2 separate regions of the Homo sapiens genome follow, and region 2 is linked to region 1. Evidence: chromatin contacts called from ENCODE Hi-C data. All regions are on one chromosome and are shown on one strand. The core of a region is the stretch at or near the end of the contact, and the rest is flanking DNA. Distances in the headings are between cores, read along the strand shown.

Region 1 (2,808 bases), core at 235-2,734:
TGGTGCAATTTCGGCTCACTGCAACCTCTGCCTCCTGGGTTCAAACAATTCTCTGCCTCAGCTTCCCAAGTAGCTGGGAATACAGGTGCCCGCCACCACACCCAGCTAATTTTTTTTGTATTTTTAGTAGAGATGGAGTTTCACCATCTTGACCAATCTGGTCTTGAACTCCTGACCTCGTAATCCACCCACCTTTGGCCTCCCAAAGTGCTGGGATTACAGGCGTGAGCCACCGTGCCTGGCCTTATCCGTGCTTTTATTTGAGCCACAAAACCACCCTGTGAGAGAAGCAGCATGGTGTGGAAGGACTTCCATAAAAACTTGCTAAACAGAAGATACAAAAAGAATGCTGCTAAACAGTATGTTCAACTGTGAAATCATTTTTGTTTAAAAAATGCATATACATATTCTATAATTTTTTTAACATTTTAACTATATATAACTAAATAGACATATAGAAAAATGCTCTATTAACACTGATTTTCCTGGAGAGTGGAAATAGCACTTTATACATTTCAACACTTTATTTTCAAGGACGTGTACTTTTTAAATGGGAACATTTTATTTTTATTTTTATTTTTTGAGACGGAGTTCACTCTTGTTGGCCAGGCTGGAGTGCAATGGCATGATCTCAGCTCACCACAACCTTCACCTCCCAGGTTCAAGCGCTTCTCCTGCCTCGGCCTCCCGAGTAGCTGGGATTACAGGCATGCACCACCACGCCCGGCTAATTTTGTATTTTTAGTAGAGACGGGGTTTCTCTATGTTGGTCAGGCTGGTCTCGAACTCCCGACCTCAGGTGATCCACCCGCCTCGGCCTCCCAAAGTGCTGGGATTACAGGCATGAGCCACCACGCCCAGCCGGAAACATTCTAAACATACGTAAGTATAACAGGAGATTAGAAGTCATGTTGATTCTGCGTGGCTTGATTATGGATCATTGTCTTCCTCTCATCGCAGATCCTCATTTTTTCGGTTTTCTGTGATGCGCTTGTCCCCATATGGGGCTCTGGCGTCTTTCTGGGTCTGGAGGTCCCCAGCGCCCTCTGCCGAGGCATCTCTTGGTCCGGCGGTCCTCAGGCTGGAGGGTGGAGCGGAGAAGCCTGGTCGACGTGGATGGACTCGGTGGGCCGGCGCGGGGCCCGTTAGGCATCTTTAATAAGTTTCACCGGGAGCCGGGTGGCCGGGATGGAGACGGCTAAGCCGCGAGAAGTTTACCTTCTACCACAGCGTCCACAGTACCCGGCTTGGCCTCAGGCCTCGGGTCCCGACGTCCTCCCCAGAGCACAAACCTACTACAGGTTAGGCCGGAGGCCGCCACAGCCCAGGGTCTCTGCCACCTGGCCCGCCCCCTCCGAGGCGCCGGAGAGCGATTCCCAAGGGGCCTGCCGGAGCGTGGCGTCACAGGAGCGTCGCGTCACGTGAGGCTGCCATCCAATCGCGGCGCGCGCTCTGCCCTGCGGGCAGCGGGTGCCAGGCACGGTGTCAGCAGGCAACATGGCCGAGAGGCCGGGGCCTCCGGGCGGCGCCGTGTCCGCGACCGCGTACCCTGACACCCCCGCGGAATTCCCTCCGCACCTCCAGGCGGGTGCGATGCGGCGCCGCTTTTGGGGCGTATTCAACTGTCTGTGCGCCGGCGCGTTCGGGGCCCTGGCCGCCGCCTCCGCCAAGCTGGCCTTCGGCAGCGAGGTCGAGCCCGGGGCGCTGTTGGTGCTGCTGCTGCGGGCGGGCGGGCGGGGCGCCGCTGGGCGGAGGAGGGGCGCTGCGGGGCCCGCGGGGCTCTTGGGGTGGGGCGGGGGTGGGCGCAGGGCGCCGCCGCACCCTCGCCGGTCTGTCCCGCCGGGGCCCCGGGCCGCGGGCGGCGCTGCGGTCAGCTGGGGTGGCAGAGAGTGTTTCGCCTCTAATCACGCCAAACCCTCGTCCAGTGTAGGTGGTAAGAGACGTCGGGGACTGAGGCCTCTTCCCTTACCAGGGACCTAAAACCTTTTCTCCGGTTGGGCTAGTTCGCTCTCGGGGAAGAACTACACCTCCTACATCCACCCTCTACCTCTCATTTTAAGTCCCTTGTGCCTGAGCATTTCTCTCCACGTGACTCTTAAGGTGAGAAGCCTCTTGCCCATCCCTTTACTCCGTAATTAACGGGTGTTGTGACCAGATGACCAGTCTGCCCCACTACCAGGAAAATTGGGAGTTTGGGATACTGTAGGCATAAGAGGATACTGACAGAGACGTTCTGGATGTTTTCCTGACGCTGAGAACTCCTAAACTTGCATCCTGGCGTCTGCTAAGGTGTATCTCTGCCTCTCCCTCCCACGTCGTAGACCAGCCTCTGCTTGCTATAGGGGTTTCATTGCGTCTGCAGCCCAAGGTTAGCCTCTGACCTGGACAGTGGTCACTGATTATTTAGGGTTAAGCCTATTTAGGGCTAATCCAGTAGTAGCTGCCATGCTTCAGGTTAGTATCCCATTGGGTGTAGTTCATGGGGTAAGTGGTCGAAAGTAAAATGAATAACTTTGTATGGGCCGTGAAGTTTGTTGTCAGGAACTAGACCTTCATAACCCTTTAAGCAGGTTGCCACTGGCCCATATGCTGCTTTGTGTAAGACAAGGTTGTCCAACTCGCGGCCCAACGCAAATTTGCAAATTTAAAACATGAATTTTTTTGCGATTTATTATTTTTTTTTTAGCTCATCATATATCATTAGTGTTAGTGTATTATATGTGTGACCCAAGACAGTTCTTCCAGTGTGGCCCAGGGAAGCCAAAAAATTGAACACCCTGGTGTAAGTTATAAGCAAGCACCTTTTTC
Region 2 (2,995 bases), core at 372-2,871, 160 kb after region 1:
GAGTCCTATGGAGTGATGCCACATTCTCACTGCAGCCCCCCAGGTGCTGCAAGCTTTTTATTGGCCCTGTTGATGTTTACTTTGGTCACAGATGAGGTGATGTCTGCCAGCCTTCTTCACCATGAAGTTGCTCTTTTTCTCTCTGGAATGGATAAGTGTTTTGTGGGCAGATACTTTGAGGCTATGTAAACATCCCATTGAAGAACATCAGACTTTCAATGCGTTCCCTTACTTACTTATATCTGTGTGCACTGGTGGTTTCCCATCTGTTACTGTCACTATGTTGGTGCTCAAATTGTCCCTGATTCTGACCACTGAAGGCTCCTTCAAGCTGGCTCTGTGTCCTACTGACGTGTTCCCATTATTCATTAAGCACTTCCTTGTTTTCTGGCAAAACAACAAGTTCCGGGCTCATTTTCTGCACCCCACTCCTACTTCCCAGTGCTAGAATCAGCCGTTTCTGCAAGGTGCTCTGGTTCCTTTAGTGGAAAGTCATATTCAGAAGCCAGTATTCAGGTGCTAGGAGTGCTCCAGGCTATGCGGGGCTGGCTGCTCCAGGCCCCCCAGTGACTGTGGGGACTAGACACACACACATTTCCATCTATATATATGGACTTATCTTTATGTATTCAAGGCCACAAGGGTACACTGATCATTCCGATTTTAATCCCACACAACAGGATTCATTCCAGTTTTCTCTCCATATACATAACTTCCTTCTCTGACAATAGGAAACCTAACTCCCACTGTCTTCAGTAGATTTATTTGATCAGTATCCCTGTGTGTAACCAATCTCCCGTCTCTGCCACCAGCCTCTCTCCCACATGGATCCCCTCCTTGCCTCACTTGGACTCCAGCACTCCAGGCAGGGCCTTTGCTTTCCCCAGGATGCTCCCTCCACCCTGCTGGGCTCCCACACCCCACACCAGTCCACCCCTTGAGGGCACATTCTCCCCACATCCTCTCTGGTACCTCTGGGGCACGATGGCTTCTCCCTCCGCCACCTTTGCTATGCCCCACTTTGTGGCTTTAGGACAGGACTCAGGAGAAAGGGAAGACAAGAAGGGAAGGAATCCCTTGGATTTTTTAACCAAAAAATGCATCAAGTACATGGAGACAGAGCCACAAAATAATCATAACAAATATTCTAAACCAATCAGACAGCCAGCCCCAGATCACCCTATAAGGGGGCATTGCTACCCCGTGACAGCTGGGTAGCCTGGGCAAATTCCCTAACCTCACCGAGCCTCAATTTCCTCAATGGTAAAATGGGGAAAGGACAGTGCTTCCCTCGTGGTTTGGGTGTGAAGCTTCTGTGAGTTAATGTTAGTGAACAGCCAGCCTCAGCCCCTACCCAAGGTAGCTGCTCCGCAGATGTGATGACAACCACCGTGTGTTTCTCAGAATCCTAGGAAATAAGGGCTTCTTTCTAGAAGGCAGGGCCAGGATGCTGCGTGGGTGTTCCCTGGCAGAGAGGCTCTGTGGCCCTCAGGACTTCATCCTTCTGCAGGCTTGTGTGTTTGTTTTATTTTTTTGGCACGCCTGCAGCCAAGTTGGGGAGGGTTTCCTGGACAGAGGTCCTTTGGCTGCTGCCTTAAGACGTGCAGCCTGGGCCGTGGCTGTCACTGCGTTCGGACCCAGACCCGCTGCAGGCAGCAGCAGCCCCCGCCCGCGCAGCAGCATGGAGCTCTGGGGGGCCTACCTCCTCCTCTGCCTCTTCTCCCTCCTGACCCAGGTCACCACCGAGCCACCAACCCAGAAGCCCAAGAAGATTGTAAATGCCAAGAAAGGTAAGGAGGGGGACAGAGCCCTGTGCCATCTTCCAGGGAGCAGGTCCCCCTCTCCTTAGTGTGTCCTCATGCTCCTTTCCTTCATTTTCCTCCTTTTGAGTCATCTAGGGAACTTGAGTAAAGTGGGCTTTGGGGCTTGGGGGAGTTCTCTCATAGCAGAGTTGGTTGTCAGAATCATAAGAATCCCTGACCCTTAGAGTTGGGAAGAACCTTCCAGATCATCCAAACTGATCTTTGCTCTTCTCTCCTCCCCTCATCCCCAATATTTTAAAGAAACCAAACCTTTGGCCTGGGAGTCTGGCAGCGCTCAGCCCTTACCAGGGAGAGCTGCACAGGCTGGGCTTTGGAGTCTTCCAACCTGTTTTCTCAACTGTAAAATGGGGACAGTGGTATTTGTTCAAAGACTTCTCATGAAGATTTTATGATACAAAATATATAAAGGCACCTCACTTGTTGCTTGATGCACAGGGAAAAGAAAAAGAAGAAGAAATGAATTCTCATTTCTGTAGCATATCACAGCCTTCAGGAAATAAATGTAACTCAGACTAGTCCACCAGAAGCAGCTTTGCTCTGCTTTGTAGCCTCTGGGGATTGGGGTGTCCCTCGGTTGCTTTGGCTACAGCAAGACTTGCCCTTGCAGCCCCGCCTGCAGTGAGGTCACCCCAGGCTGTGTTGAGACAACATCAGTGGAATGTCATGGCAATGGACGGGGCTGTCACCCCCCCAGGGAGCAGAGGCTAGAAGAGAGTCCAAGGGGATGAGGGTGGGGACTGAGGCAGAGAAACAAGCAGCTAGGACCAAGGGCACAGAAAAGGAAAGAAGGGGCTGTGGGGGCCTCCCTTAGGCCCTCCCGGGGCTCTTCATAAATGGACAGTTGCCCACTGGCCAGGAACTAGTGCAGTGCATAAAGGGACATCGGGGCCATGGGGCCTCACAACACTGTGACAAAGAATGGGGCAAATCTGGCTGCTGATAAAAAAATCATCTTCAAGATTCAGTTTACAAAGTGAAAAAAGAAACATTCAAAAGAGAATGAGTATGATGCTGACATTTGCTTTGAAAAAGGGATTTATATAATAATACATTTTTACTTGTATGTGCATAAGTTCTTTCTGGAAGGATCCACAAGAGTGAGTAACAGTGATTACCTCTGGGAAGAAAAACCAGGGGCTGGGCGCAGTCTCAACTGGGAAAGAAACCAGCTT

Evidence for each region. A loop is a pair of places that touch in the nucleus more often than their neighbours do. Pooled maps may share reads with other maps.
Region 2: a loop to region 1 is called in a pooled map, with 2.4 times the contacts of the local background. The contact joins the promoter of CLEC3B here to the promoter of TMEM42 in region 1. A Hi-C loop is called at or near these places in 1 of 168 maps with a recorded cell type or tissue (Right ventricle myocardium inferior) and 5 of 50 pooled maps.

The regions. Positions count from the first base shown.
Region 1 is chr3:44,860,428-44,863,235 of GRCh38, forward strand. It overlaps TMEM42 (transmembrane protein 42), which reads left to right and starts at 1,485. Exons shown (of 3, transcript NM_144638.3): 1 at 1,485-1,689. The coding sequence starts at 1,498. MIR564 (microRNA 564) reads left to right here and starts at 1,461; the gene lies at 1,461-1,554. It also overlaps a transcript of KIF15 not described here. RefSeq lists an enhancer at 945-1,534 and silencers at 1,565-1,614, 1,945-1,994.
Region 2 is chr3:45,024,682-45,027,676 of GRCh38, forward strand. CLEC3B (C-type lectin domain family 3 member B) reads left to right here and starts at 1,622. Exons shown (of 3, transcript NM_003278.3): 1 at 1,622-1,790. The coding sequence starts at 1,682. RefSeq lists enhancers at 2,002-2,503, 2,504-2,995.